Linked DNA regions of Homo sapiens: region 1 is linked to region 2. Evidence: chromatin contacts called from ENCODE Hi-C or POLR2A ChIA-PET data. All regions are on one chromosome and are shown on one strand. Each heading gives the region's core, a stretch centred on a gene start or an enhancer-like site at or near the end of the contact. The rest is flanking DNA. Distances are from core to core; before and after follow the strand shown. Region 1 has its middle 24 kb from the start of LINC02695. Region 2 holds the start of TMEM135 (transmembrane protein 135).

Region 1 (7,321 bases), core at 1,719-4,218, 820 kb after region 2:
GTTTCACAAAATTCTCAAACCTGTCGGATTCTGTCGTTGATGATTAGCAATACTGATAAGTTACTTTAAGCAGTTCCTTCAAATCCATGTTTCAATTTGGTTTACCCTACTGCCTTTTATGCAAAAATATTAATTTGCTCTGCTAATATTGAAATCGTACTATGTACCAGGTTTTATCCTAGAGAATAATGGTGAGCAAAACCAGATATAAGTCTCTATTTTCATGAGTCTGCTAGTGGAAACAGATGCCCATCAAAAAATCACATATACAGATACATTTACAACTATGTTAAATACTATGGATGAGAGGTTTATGATGTTGTGATTGTTCTCAAAAGAAAGATCATGAAACACTTTCCTGAGGAAGCTGAAATCTGAAGAACCATAAAAGGTCAACTAAGTGAGAATATGGGAATGGGTAAACTTAGATCTTGCATCTTGCAAAGACTTCTGGGACTGGAGTTTCTTATCTTTACCCTCCTATCTCAGCACCCTCCTCTTGTAGATCCCCCCCCCACTCCCCCACACAATTTCACTTCTATTAAGAGCCTCTCAGAATATACTCAGAACAGCATCAGAGGAAAACATTAAATAAAGTTTTTTAACAGATAATAGTATTAGATGTTCAATAAAGAAAGGCTCCTAGCTTCTTATAATTGAGTGCTGGTGTCCTAATCAGCTTCCTCCTCAAATCCTACACTGATGCCCAACTGGGTGTAACTGGTGTTCACCCAGTGAGGGCCTCAGTGATTATGAAAATAAGAGAGCTATGAGCCAAGACTGGTGGACCACAGTGGAGCAACTTACTTTGCTGACTGGAGTACAGCATGTCTTCACAGAGATTTAAAATAGGTTTTGGAGGGTAGAATAGGAGGGAGGACTTCCAGGAGAAGGAAACAGCACCCACAAAAACACAGACGAGTGAAAGAACACCATGTTTTTGCAGGAATGGCAGGTAGTTTAGACTTCTTTTAAGTAAGTCAGGAAAACATCCTGATAAAATAGTGAAATTAAATCAGTTTTTAGAAAAATAAAGAACTAAAGTTTAGTAAATGTGAAAAGTCCCACAAATAGAACTCCTTATTCCTTTAAAATCACGGATACAAAAGTTGTTCCTACACATATTAATCTGAACATCTGCAATTGTCATAGGTTCCAAAAACTTTAGTTTAATTCTCCAGAATCTCCTAATATCTTATTTAAAGTCATTCTCCTTTTTTTTTTTTTTTTTTTTGAGACGGAGTCCAGCTCTGTCGCCCAGGCTGGAGTTCAGTGGCGCCATCTCAGCTCACTGCAACCTCTGCCTCCCGGGTTCACACCATTCTCCTGCCTCAGCCTCCGGAGTAGCTGGGACTACAGGCGCCCGCCATTACGCCTGGCTAATTTTTTGTATTTTTAGTAGAGAGAGGGTTTCACTGTGTTAGCCAGGATGGTCTCGATCTCCTGACCTTGTGATCCACCCGCCTCAGCCTCCCAAAGTGCATTCTCCTTTTTGATTGGCATCACCTGCTGCCTTTCTCCTTTCTCACTGTATTTAGAGCAATCTTTGCCAAATGATTTTTGTGTCTTTCCAGACCATGATGTGGTTGACTAAGAATTTGTTTAAGCCTAACTATTTTTCAGTTCTTCATTTGACTCAAAAAGTAGTTTGTTGTAGAATAGAAGCTTCCCCTTGAAACAGCATATGGCAAGACCTGGAATTAAAAATAGACTTAACCACTGAAAAATTCTTCCATAAAATTAAATTAAATACGTAGTACAATTCTCTTTTACCATGTTATCCTCAATGGATAAAGATGAACTTTTCTCCTTATTAAAATTGAGAATGTTGCAGAATATTTCCATTATGTGCGAAGAAAAGAGGAACTGGCACTTATTAGCACACATAGTATGCCAGTCTCTGTGACAGGTGCAATCTGAGCGCCATCCTACCACTATGCTTGAATAGAGAGATGGTCATACAATGTCAACATGGTAATAAACTTCAGAGGTCATATAACCCACTGCTTTGGTTCTTTAGAGAAAACGCTGAGGCCCAGAGAGTAGGTTAGTGATCATTCAGTTCATTAAAAACCAAATGGGACTTGAGCTGAGTTTTCTGACACTTAGTCAGTGTTCTTTCTATAACATACTGGTATTCTCAGGAGAGAATTCGTCATGACTTATAGTTACATAGTCACCATTCTTTCCTGTATCTCTGTCTGCCCCATCTCTTTCTTCTATTTCTTCCTTTCTTTGTATTTTTTCATCTTTAACAGTAATGTTTTCTCTATTCTTAGAAAATTGGGTGTTTGAAAACAGCCCTCAACAACTTAATTCAACTTTTATCTAATGATTATTAACTGAATACTGCATCTTAGACACCGTGCTGGGTAATTGGTTGGATACAGTAAGATAATATATACAGATATAACTAAAATACAAGGCAGTGTATGATAAGAACTTTGTAAATAAGTTTTACAGGATTTCAGAGGTAGGTGTGGGGAAAGTGGCCAGTGAACTGGGCTTTTAAAGAATGGAAAAGGTTTTCATAAGGATAAGGGCTGAAGGTAGGACAATAATTTTACACAAATTGAAGAGCAGTAATAAGGATACAGAAGAAGGGAGCAACGCAAGTTGGAGAGATGTCAAGTAGAATTGTATGAGTAACAAACTGTCTTACAGGAGAAAATGGAGGACAAGGCTGAGAAACAGGCTGTTTTATTTCTGCAGCAGGGCAAGGGATCCTTCCCCTTATCAAGGCTAGAATACAAAGAAGGTGGAAGCCCCTATGACAGTCAGCTGTCATAGAAGTTGTAGATAGGTCACCTAGAGGCAGCACTGGAAACCAGCGAAAGTCAGCAATCCAGGTGACAAAAGTATCAACGAACTGGTACGAAAGCTACTACCAACTGGTACAAAAAGAACCACAGTCCAAGGAGACGCTTACTAGCACACGCCTACCTCCAGGGGGTGCTCAAGGCTTCCGTCCTTCCTTCCAAAGAAAAAAGATCTCTGAAGAGACTCCAGGACAAAATGGGGATTTCAGATATAGATGGAGGTTTTAGAGAAATGATTCTGCAGGGGATTCTGTTGAAGGAATAAAGTGGTTATAAACAGAAGTGGGCTGAGAGACTTTCCCCGTCAGTGACCTCTGGCGACTCGGCTTTTGTTAACTCTTGTAATGCTTTCATCTTTTCATCTCTTCACTGCCTTGGGATTGGTGTCTGGGACGTTCTCAAGTCAGGAGGGCAAAAGTAACCTCAGGGAGTCCACTTTGTTCAGTCCAGCTGCTGAGGCAAGAGATCTGATAGGGTTTGGAGCCCAGCATGAACTGGCAGCAAAGCATAGGCGTTTGTCCAGCGTCCTCTGTGTATGTGTTGGATGAGAAGCTTGTGCAGTCACATGCAGGATTCAGAATCCTGGCAGATTCTGAATCCACCTCCTAATTGTACAAGATTGGCATCTGGTGTGGTCTCGCAAGGGACTAAGATTTAGGAGGAAGGAAATTCATAGCAGGATTCTTGCTGCGAGGAAATCTTACCCAAACCTTTAATTAGTGATTACCAACAGGCAGAGATGGATAACTATTTCTAAAGAAAATGTACTCTTGAGAGGCTGAGACTACAAAGGCACATAGCTGCATATTTGTGAGGCTCCATCCCTTATGGTGGGAACAGAATCTGGCCTCGCCAGGAGTCACTTTTGGGACTAGAACATCCTGCCAGCAGAAGTCTGGAATTTGGAGAAATGCAAAGCCAATTGTGAGGTAGATACCTTCTCTACAAAGTAAAGATTGTGTTCTTGGACAGAGCCAGCCCTCATTTAATTTAGGAGTGAGAAGGTGGAAATGCGAGAAGCAATGGCTTGAATCTAGGATCCTGGAGAGGTGTTTAATCCGTAGGAATGAAGCAGACCTGTGAATGACATAGGGAAGAAGGGTGCCAATATCATAAATTGTTAGTTTTGTTAGTTTTAGTCCACGGTGGTGTTCAGACACAACTGTCTGGGAGGGAAGGCAGCCTGCACAGGTGTTGAACTTACCCTAGCATGTGGGTGTCAGAATGTCACAATTAAATCTTATTTTTTCTTTATACATTCAGAGAGCATTTAAAAAATTCTATTCTATGGTTCCAGTTATAGGAGTCACATTATTATTCTAGCATGCCATCTGATATTAAAATAATTTAATATGAAGGCCTATGGGTTCTAACACAATAACTTCTTATCCTATCATTTACATACTTCTAATTTCTAATATCTCCTATTTTATTCTATTTATTTATTATTTAAAGGCAGGGTCTTGCTCTGTCACACAGGCTGGAGTACAGTAGCTACGATCATGGCTCACTGCAGCCTCGACCTCCCAGGCTCAAGTGATCCTTCCACTTCAGTCTCCCAAGTAGCTGGCACTGTGGTTGCATGCCACAAGTCCAGCTAATTTTTTTAAAATAATTTTTTTGTAGAGATGGAGTCTCACTATGTTGTCTGGGCTGGTCTCAGACTTCTGAGATCAAGTGATCCTCCTGCCTCAGCCTCCCAAAGTGCTAGGAGTACAGGCATAAGCCACTATGCCTGGCCTCTCTTATTTTTAAAAATAATACTTATCTTTTTATCTCATTATAAAATTTATGAGTAATTGATGCAGAAAATTTGAAAACACCAGAAATACAATGTAAAACAAAAATTAGTCATAATTCTACAACTCAAAGGTAAGCACTATTAACTTTTTTTAAAATTTTTCTTTGAGATAAGGTCTGGCTCTGTTGCCCAGGCTGCAGTACCATGGCATAATCGTGGCTTGCTGCAGCCTCAACCTCCCAGGATCAAACGATCCTCCCACCTCAGCCTCCTGAGTAACTGAAACTACAGGCACACACCACCATGCCTGGCTAAATTTTTAAATTTTTTGTAGAGACAAGGTATCCCTGTGTTGCCCTAGCTGGTCTTGAACTCCTGGGCTCAAGCAATCCTCCTGCCTCAGCCTCCCAAGGTGTTAGGATTACAGGCGTGAGCCACCAGGCCCGGCTACTATTAACATTTTGATGCATGCACTTTCACTATTTTTTACTTTATGTGTGTGTATATTTTAAAACAAAAATCATCAAAATTTACATTGTTTTGTAGCTTTTTTTTTCATTTAGTGATTACGGAACTATTTCAATGTCAATAAATGATCTACATTACAATTTTTTCCCCTATAATACTTCTTATTATACAAGTATTAACTGTGCATTGCTTTGAGCTTAGAAAATGGAGAAAAATTGTACAGAAAGAAATAACTCATCCAGAGATTAATTGCTTTCAATATAGTCGTCTATTTCTTGGAAGATTTTCCCCCATCCCTTCTTACTATTAGTCCACAGATCCTCCAGCTCAGCCAATGATAGCAGCTGTAGTCAGCTGGGTAATGGCCATTCAAAGATATCCTTGGAACTTGCAAATGTTGCCTTATTTGGGAAAAAGGTCTTCGCACATGTGATTATGTTTAAGGATCTTTCAAAGGCACCAACCCAGAAGTTGGTTTCATTTCCTGGAAAAAAACTTGATAGCTAGGGTTAATATATTGGATCCGGAGATGAAAAGGGCATCTATACCAAGGGAACTGACGTGCAGATTTTGGACTTCCTGTAGGTTAAGAGTTTGAATGTTCTGCATGTAGGCTGTGAGTTTCAAACTTTTTAAGTAGCTGAAAACTCAATTGAGGATGCGTCTGAGGTGGCACAAGTAGAAGCAGAATCCACAGCTGAGGTCCAAGTCAAGCGCTAGAGGCAAAAATGGATCAGAGGCACCTGGTGGAGGCTGTAGACAGAAGCCCCAGTAGAAAGACTTCTGACCTCATCATCAGCCATAAGCAAGGTGAAGGGCATTCAAAAGAAAGGGACTTTGGTGGCACAGGGAATTTTCAGTTTCCATGGTTCATCTACTGATTTAATGCATTATTGATTATATGCTACTAATTAACCTCTTTTTTTTCTTTTTGCCCACTCCAGAGTGCTAAGGAGGTCCGATTAACCTCTTTAATAACCTTGGTTTTTTGGTTTTTTTGGTTTTGAGATGGAGTCTCGCTCTGTCACCCAGGCTAGAGTACAGTGGTGCAATCTCAGCTCATTGCAACCTCCACCTTCCAGGTTCAAACGATTCTCCTGCCTCTGCCTCCCAAGTAGCTGGGATTACAGGCACCTGCCACCATGCCCGGCTAATTTTTGTATTTTTTAGTAGAGATGGGGTTTCACCATGTTGGCCAGGCTGGTCTCGAACTCCTGACCTCAGGTGATCTGCCCACCTCAGCCTCCCAAATTGCTGGGATTATAGGCATGAGCCACTGCACCTGGCCAAATAACCTTGTTTTAAATGGCCTAGTATGGGGTTGAGCCACAACCACCTCTCTCAGTGATTCTCAGGAGTCTGGAGGGGAAACCAGTAGGGGTGATCATCTTTAATAGTGACTAGAGGACCTTACAGAAAAAGTATGCCAAACATAACTGCTCCATGTGTGAATCTGTCATTCTGGCTAATTTGGGAGATTGCAGGGGTGGTCCTCCAAAAGAACAGAACATTTTGGAGGGTTTGAGTAGATGAACATGAAATGTTGGGTGTGGGTGGGGACAGTCACTTCAGCCTGCTCTACCCACCCAAAGCAACCAGACTGGAAGATCAAGCTCTTAGTTCAGAGATGACTGGGCTGGATTTCCCCAGCCACACCACAAGGGGAGTCCCAAGGAAGAGGAAACAGGGAAACATTGTGGGTGACACTGAGGCTTTCTCCCAGTCCTCCCACTGCTCTGGGCATTTCCTCCAGAGAGGCCCTGCTCCAACAGTGAGCACTGTGGGCTGTGCACCTGCTGCCCTCAATGGGGTTTAGCTATCTTCTGATTGAGATGGAGAAAGGTTGGATGACGAAGTGAAGGGGAGGGGGTTGTGCTGGAGCAGTGATGAGCCTCACGTCGGGACATTCCAGCCACAGAGTTAAGAGGATGGAAGAGGAAAGCCAGTGGGAGAGAAAAGGAGAGAGCATGAGATCCAGAGTTCGGGCACGGCTTAGAAATTTAATCTAACGTTAGATGCCAGAGCAAGGAGGAAGAAGGGACCTCTCATTCACCAGTCTCTTCCCTTATCCATCTACTTTCGCACCCCTAACTTGCATTGTATGTCAACACTAATTAATTCCAATGAGAAAATACATATGACAGTGCTCTGTGAACCTTAAAACCCTAATAATAATGATAATAAAGAATAGCATTTATTGAGAGTTACTATATGTAGTCACAGATCTAAGCACTTCACATATATCCATCTTATTTAATCCTCATAATAATTTTGTGACAGTTATTATTCTAAT
Region 2 (7,698 bases), core at 3,527-6,026:
GTTTCCAATGAAAAGCAGATACATAAGACCCATTTTATAGGCTCCAGAAAACACTCTTGATAAAAATCTTCCTTCATGTTGGGGCTCAGAATACAATACCACAAAATGAAGGCCTCAGAAGCAGCCTTAGAAGCAGAAGTTTTTTTCTGACCTTCTCCTGCTCTCCTGTCTCCTAGTCCCACTCTCCCCTGAGCTAGCCTTAGAAACTAGAATTTTCCCCAAGGCAGGTCATAAAAACCAAAACCTATTTTCCCCAAAGCCAGCCATAAAACTTAAAATATCATACTAACTTTCCCTTTGCCTTTCCATGTAAAAACTGGCCATAAAGAAACTATCTGACCTACCTTGTTTGACTGTAGGTCATAAGCCCCCATTCCAGAGAGGGTCCTGCCCCATACTCAAAAGAAAAGAAGGAATGCTCAGAGAGGCCAAGAAGAATTTAGACAGAGAGGCCAAGAAGAATCTAGACAGACAGACCTTGCTTCCCCAATCAGTCTATTACCATTATTGTCCAATCACATTTCTACATAGCTGTCTATACTTCGTTGAACCTAAGCATAAAAACAGATAATTTCCCCTGTATTTTTGGGTCTTCATTCTGAAGGCTCCCGTGTATACACGTTAAATAAATTGGTACATGCCCTTTCTCCTATTAATCCATCGGCCTCCTGTCAGTGATTTTTGGTGAACCTTCAGAGGGCCAAGGGGAAAGCTCTCCATTGGTCCCTACACCAGCTTGTCTTTAGAACTTCTCCATTTCTAGCAATAATGGCAACTGCAACAATCTGACTTGACAACCTAGAAGTATAAAGAAGTCCTCATACTGCCCCAATATCCTTGGTCTCTAAGTCCTGTTCATTCTGCCACAAAATGCCTCTAGAACTGCCCTTTCATCTTCTCTGGCAGACCTGCCAAATATGTCTTCACTCCCGCACTATTCATATGCTTATTCATTCATACCTTCACTCATTTAGACATATATTAAGCATTTAATGAGGTACTACACTAGTCTAAATACAAACCACTGTTTTAACAGAAGATAGAGACATATATCATAATTAATGCACTATTACCCTATTTAACTCCTCACAACAGACCTTAAAAAATGGGTACAATCATCTTCTGCAAAGCAAGGGGACTAAGGCTCCATGCGATTCGGTAATTTTTCTAAAGATCATATTGATAGTAAATTGCAGGGTGAGATTCCACAGGAGTTCTGACTCTTTCCACTACTTAGTGAAATTGCTGCATCAATTTCTCAAAAATCTTTTCTATCCGGTCTTCCCAGTGCTACCAGATTTAGCATCTGAAAGCATCATTTTGTACTTGTAACCCCTTTGTTCAAAAAGAAACCTCAATAGCATGCACACAGAACAGTGGCTCCTTTAGCCTGTCCTTCAGTCTTTCAGTCAAAAAAAAAAAAAAATGAGAACCGAATCCTGTCTTTTTCCTTACTAGCTCTAAATCTTGTGAATCACTTAATGTCTCTAACCTTCAGGTATCTTACCTATAAAATGGGGATAATAAGCTGGGGTTGTGTAAGGGTTAAAAAAGATAAAATACGTAAAGGACTAAGCACATAATAAATGTAAGTTGTTATCGCTCACAACTCCTGTACGCAAACGTTCTGTTATAGACAATGTATTCATTGCTTCTCTTACAAAACCACTTAGTTTTCTGCCTCAGTTTACATTATCCTCCCTCCTCTCCATTAAGAATAGGTATGCTATAAATGTCTACTGCATGAATAAATGTCTGTATAGCCTTACCCTCAAGGCACAAGTCAAGGGCCACCTACTTCAAGAGGCCTTCCCTACCCACCTTCCATGAACTTCACTCTTAAGTGCCACCGGAGAAGGGAGGAAGAAAAATATGCGTAACTATTCAAAACCTATGATAAACTAGAAAATATGTGATACATCATCAATGCATGATTTCATTTAATTCTCAAAAAGAAAGATAAAGTAACATATACAAAGTCAAATAGCTGGTAAATGATAGAGCTGAGATTCAAATCCTGATACCCTGATCCCTTTTTTTTTTTTTTGTGATGGAGTTTTGCTCTTGTTTCCCAGGCTGGAGTGCAATGGCATGATCTCAGCTCACTACAACCTCCACCTCCCAGGTTCAAGTGATTTTCCTGCCTCAGCCTCCCGAGTAGCTGGGATTACAGGCATGTGCCACCACGCCCAGCTAATTTTATATTTTTCGTAGAGATGGGGTTTCACCATGTTGGTCAAGCTGGCTGGTCTCGAACGCCTGACCTCAGGTGATCCACACACCTCGGCCTCCCAAAGAGCTGGGATTATGGGCGTGAGCCACTGCACCTGGCCTGATCACTTTTTAAAGTCCAATTTCTTTCCACCACACCACCTTGCATCTTAGTACATGGGGGTATACATTTAATCAACTATCCAACACTCACAAAGAGAACAGCTATATGCTCCAAGTAGCCCCACCCATACCTACATGGATAACTGAAACAAAACTGTCATGAAATAATGCTTACCCTTAGTATGCGCAATATGTCCTAACATTTTTTATTTTCTTCCATTTCACTAATATAAAATAAAATGCTATTCAGTTCCCACTAATTTTATTTCACAACTACCGAGGAGTAGCAACCAAAATTTTCAAATACACAGATGTAAGGGTACAAGGCCACATGAGATGGAAAATTTATCCTCAATAAGTACTTAATCTTGTTGGAGATATAGTAGTAAAACACAACTCTTTTCCTGAACACCCCCAACCTACCTTGTTGGAGTAGGAGAACCTATGTTTCTATTGCTACCCTGAATGTCCCTATCATAGACTATAATCCATAAATTGTCTAGGCTATTGATATAACAAGTATCAGGCATTCAACAAATATTTGTTAAGTGAATGAATTAATGAATGAAAAGTGCTATGGATTTTCAGAGGGAGAAGTAGATAGCATAAACTCTCTTTCCACCTATATCATAATCCTCTCACAGCAGGAACAATCTTTTCTATAGTTGTATATCAAGAGCTCAATAATGTTTGTAGATGTTTTATTTTTTACAAATCTGAGCCTTATGCAGTGAGCCGTGATTGCGCCACTGCACTCCAGCCAGAATGGCAATACAACAAGGCCCTGTATCCAAAAATAAAAAGAAAAATTCTGAGACATAGACTGGCCACAGTGAATGTGGAAAAGCAGATAAACATGAATCTTTGCCAAAGAAAATCAAGGAAAAAATTTCCAGCTCCAATAACAATTACTGGCCTCTACTCTAGATCTTTATTATTCAAAGTGCAGCCCCCACCATCAGCATTACCACGAGTTTGTTAGGAAAGCAGAGGTTCAGGCCCCACCAGGACCTAATGAATTAGAACCCCCATTTTAACATAATCCTCAGAGGATTCCTAACATACATGAAAATGTGAGAAGCATCAGTCTATACAATAAAAATGAAATGGGTGCCTGCAACCTCAAACAAAGTCATCACCTTCTCCTGTGTTATCTCTGAAATACATAATCAGACTTTTCAAGAAGTACTACAGATACAGCCATGACACACTTTCAGGAACATTAGGGTATAAATCTAAATTACTTCAATGAGAAATAATAATTGATCATCTGCTGAATATTGAAACTTTTAGAAGACATACAAAAAATATGATCTGTCTTCTTAGGACACAAACTGTAAGGCAAGAAAATGAGACAATGCACTTCAATGGCCAAAGTAATAATAAATCTTTAATATCAAGGATAAGATTATTGAAAAAAAGATTTTGCGGAGAACATTTAAGAGCATCTTTAATAGTCCTCAGTGTTACATATACATACTGCCAAATATTCCCTATTAATTGCCCTGTATGTAAAGTTGTGTAACAGAAGGTCCTAGGTGACACAAAGTCAGATGTCCTAACCAAGTTCACTGACTGAAAGACTGGCATCACCCTTTAAATCACCACACACAATCTCAACCCAGGAGTCTGTTCTGTGAACTTGCAAAAACACTTGCAAAACCCCCAAATCACAATCCTGTCATCTCAAAACTGAGTCAAGATCTGAGGCCACAGGGACTTAGGGCCAAATATGCCTTCTTCATTAAAAAAAAAAAAAAAAAAAAGCAAAATAAAACAGGGGAAACTAGATGAGGAAAGATTGCAGGTCCTTCTCATAGCCTCGCTGACCTACAAATACCTCTCCATCACAAGGCAGGCCAGAGGAAAATAAGGCTGGTCTTTGAATTAACGTTTTTAAGTGTCCTAAACTTAATTCTAAAAGTTGGGAGCCATCCTCTTCCTAGCAACAGGCATTCAGATGACAGCTCAATCTCTAATTCCCCTCCTCCTTCTCCCTTGCAGGAATTGGTATATCCTTCCCTTGCGACCTCCCCCTTCCCCCTACCGACCCCCCAAAACACTCCGACCCCTCCAAAAGAGAGCCCGACACAAGGCAAGTCCCCCAGAGCCCCTCGGGAGCACCAACTGCAGCCCCCGGCCCATCTTCCAGACTAAACTCGCCCTGCGGGACGGGTGACGGGTCTCACCAAGTACAGAGGAGCATAGATCTTCAGGGACTCCTCCAGGGCGCCCCCGGTGATCTGCAGGAAGGAGACCCGGCAGGAAGGGTGCCAAGTGTGGCCGATCTCATAGCAGTTATGAGGGATGGACTTGCTGAGGGCCGCCATGACGAGGAACAGCGCGGAGAAGACAGGAGGGGGAGAGCCTGAGCCCTGCAGGGAGGGGCGCGAGAGCCCAGCCGCCAGCCTCTCGCCCGGCCAGCACTCGGAGGTGCGGAATGGAGGGGAAAGGTCACGAGAGCGGGGTTACTCTGGGCCAAAGTCCTCGGATGTTGAGCGCTCGGCGTATCGCAGCTCAAGGGGGCGGGACGCGCACCGGGGAGGCGGGGAGAGGCGGCGCGTGCGCGCTCCCTCAAGAGGGCATCCGCTGGGGCGCGTTCCCGCGCGGCGGCGCGGCTGGGTGAGCGGAGGCAGAGAGGATCTTCGCACCCAGAGCCGAGGCTGTACGCGAGGGAGCGCAGCTCGGGGACGAGCCGCCTCCCCACCCCCGCGACGCCGTGCCCGGCTCCGGGGCGCAAGCGCTATGGCAGGTGCGCAGTAGGGGGTGGCTTGGGTCAAATTGTACTTCAGCTTCCAACTGCAAGCCAAGTAGAGCGGAGGGTAGTGGAAGAAAGGGATTAAATGTCTTTGTTGGGAGCTGGTGGAGGAAGAGGGTTGCCAGAGGAATGCCTGGGACAAACGTCCTCCCCAGCACCGGGAGCTTGCCTTCCCGAGAGTCCCAGGTAATAAACAGCTAGGGCTGCCTGCTAGTTGCAACTAACTACCCCCAAGTGCTGGGCTTTCCAAGCTCTGTGATACCTGCGAAGGCTTGAAAAGTCTCAGCTATGTTCATACCCCGACCGTGTGTGGGGAAGGGCAATAGGTCATCCTGTCCAAACCTTAGGCCACGGAGCAATCCTGTCTACAGCATCTTTGATAGGTGCTTATCAACCAAACAGCACACACAGTAGAGGCGGCAGTCGTGTGTTAGAACTCAGACCTGGCTAGGGAACTTGGCCAACAATTAGCAAGACAAGGGTCCTGTGTTGCTTGAGTCATATAACCCCTCTGTCAATCTCCTCACATGTAACAAACCTGCCAGTTTCTTTGGATTTCTAAATTCCATAGTCTCTTAAAGCAGAAACGAACTACCTTTAGAAGAATTCCATTCGAATCTTCTAGTCTTCATTCATTCATCTACAAATATTTACTGAGTCATTACTATTTACCAGGCACTGTGCTAAGGAAACAAACAGAAACAAGAGAGACAAGATTTTTATTTTCACGAAGCTAGTATTCTAGAGGGAGAAGACAGAAAATAACAAAGAAAACTGAACAAGATAATATCAGATAGGTGTAGTTGTTTGAAGAAAATAAAAGAGAAATACTCAGATGAAAAGTCCAAAACAACAATGGCAAAAAGATAAAAGTATCTTTCTCTCAGGTAAAGGTAGGCAGTCCTAGAATAAAATGGTGGCTCCATAACGATTAGGGATCCCAGCCTCTTTGTGACAGTTTGCTATGCCATCTGCTACCTGTGATTTCCACCCTAACTTAGAAAATAACATGACATCAACATGCTAGCCAGGAAGACCAGCAAAAGGGGAAGAGAGGCCGGGCGCGGTGGCTCACACCTGTAATCCTAGTACTTTGAGAGGCTGAGGCGGGTGGATCACTTGAGGTCAGGAGTTTGAGACCAGCCTGGCCAACATGGTGAAACCCTGTCTCTACTAAAAATACAAAAATTTGCCAGAAATGGTGACACGCTCCTGTAATCGTAGCTACTCAGGGACTGAGGCAGGAGAATCGCTTGAACTCAGGAGGCAGAGGTTGCAGTGGGCCAAGATCACACCACTGTTGCCTTGGCAACAGAGAGAGACTCTATCTCAAAAAAAAAAAAAAAAAAAAAACGGGGGGGCGGGGGCGGGGAGAAAAGGGCATACTTCCTGTTTTTAAAAAAACTTCCCAGAAGATCCATACAAACTACTACAACTTACGTTCCTTGGACAAAGCTTAATCACATGGCCACACTTCATTGCAAGAGAGGATGGTGAATACAATCTTTTTTAATTAATGGGACAAATGCCCAGCTAACATTTGAGGTTTTATTACTGAGCAAAATGGAAAAAACAGATATTAGAGGCAACTAGCAGTGTCTGCCATAGTTCTATGTCTCTGGCTACCCAAATATCCGGGCACACCATTCTTTCTACAGATAGACATACCTTCCCTTTTCCAAGGGAGACAACCTAAAATTCCATGCAGTTGCTGAATCCTAGCCAAAGTCCAGAATATTCCTCAGGACCAGATGCAGATCTCATGATAAAGTTATCATCCGCCTCAACACATCCAATATACAATGGTAGAATAGGAACAAGATAATCACAATTTTTTTCAAATCTCCAATTCAGAAACTAAGAAGATCAAAAACACAGCATAAACTTATCCAAAAAATTACAGAAATAGCAGTGCAGGCTTATTTTTTTTCAATAATCCATTCCTGAATATCTGTGATCCTTTCACAAGAAAATGCTGAATAGGAACTTAGTTTTAAATGGGAAAAAATAAAATGCATTACATATCAACCAAAAAATTCTTAACAAGTATTTAAAACATAGTATCAAATATTAACAAAAAATGATCATGTTAAGATGTACAATACTATACAAATAACATCTTATTCACCAAACAATTAATACGAGCTGGGCACGGTGGCTGATACCTATAATCCCAACACTTTGGGAGGCTGAGCTTGGTGGATCACCTGAGGTCATAAGTTCAAGACCAGCCTGGCCTATGGTGAAACTCCATCTCTACTAAAAATACAAAAAGTAGCCAGACATGGTGGTGGACACCTGTAATCCCAGCTACTCAGGAGGCTGAGGCAGGAGAATCACTTGAACCTGGGAGGCGGAGGTTGCAGTGAGCCGAGATGGTGCCACTACACTCCAGCCTGGGCAACAGAACAAGACTCCGTCTCAAAAAAAAAAAAATTTTTAATATGATTGTTAACTCTCAGTTGCTTCTGAATGTAATAGCACAATATAGTTTTCATGCCTGATAATAAACAATATGTTTACTATGTGGCCCAGCAATTACACATTAATAAATAAGGAAATTTTAAAATTACAATTAAAACCAGGTGGTTTCTTTTAGTTAACTG

What was found. A loop is a pair of places that touch in the nucleus more often than their neighbours do. ChIA-PET counts read pairs that join two places held with the same protein, here RNA polymerase II (POLR2A). Pooled maps may share reads with other maps.
Region 1: a pooled map shows a loop between it and region 2 (2.9-fold over the local background). The contact joins the enhancer-like site here to the promoter of TMEM135 in region 2. A Hi-C loop is called at or near these places in 2 of 50 pooled maps. POLR2A ChIA-PET finds 5 or more read pairs at or near these places in 2 of 52 experiments (BJ and Panc1).

Annotation. Positions count from the first base shown.
Region 1 is chr11:86,214,283-86,221,603 of GRCh38, reverse strand. No RefSeq gene overlaps it. Among named protein-coding and RNA genes, the nearest start is that of LINC02695, 24 kb to the right of the region's middle. RefSeq lists an enhancer at 6,621-6,710. Within about 2 kb of position 2,968, at least 4 of the 41 ENCODE cell types and tissues checked have a DNase peak (open chromatin) inside an H3K27ac peak, as active enhancers do.
Region 2 is chr11:87,035,012-87,042,709 of GRCh38, reverse strand. It overlaps TMEM135 (transmembrane protein 135), which reads right to left and starts at 4,776. Exons shown (of 15, transcript NM_022918.4): 1 at 4,524-4,776. The coding sequence starts at 4,664. It overlaps LOC105369422 (a long non-coding RNA gene), which reads left to right and starts at 4,915. Exons shown (of 5, transcript XR_007062827.1): 1 at 4,915-5,086. RefSeq lists a silencer at 4,755-5,144 and an enhancer at 4,801-5,301.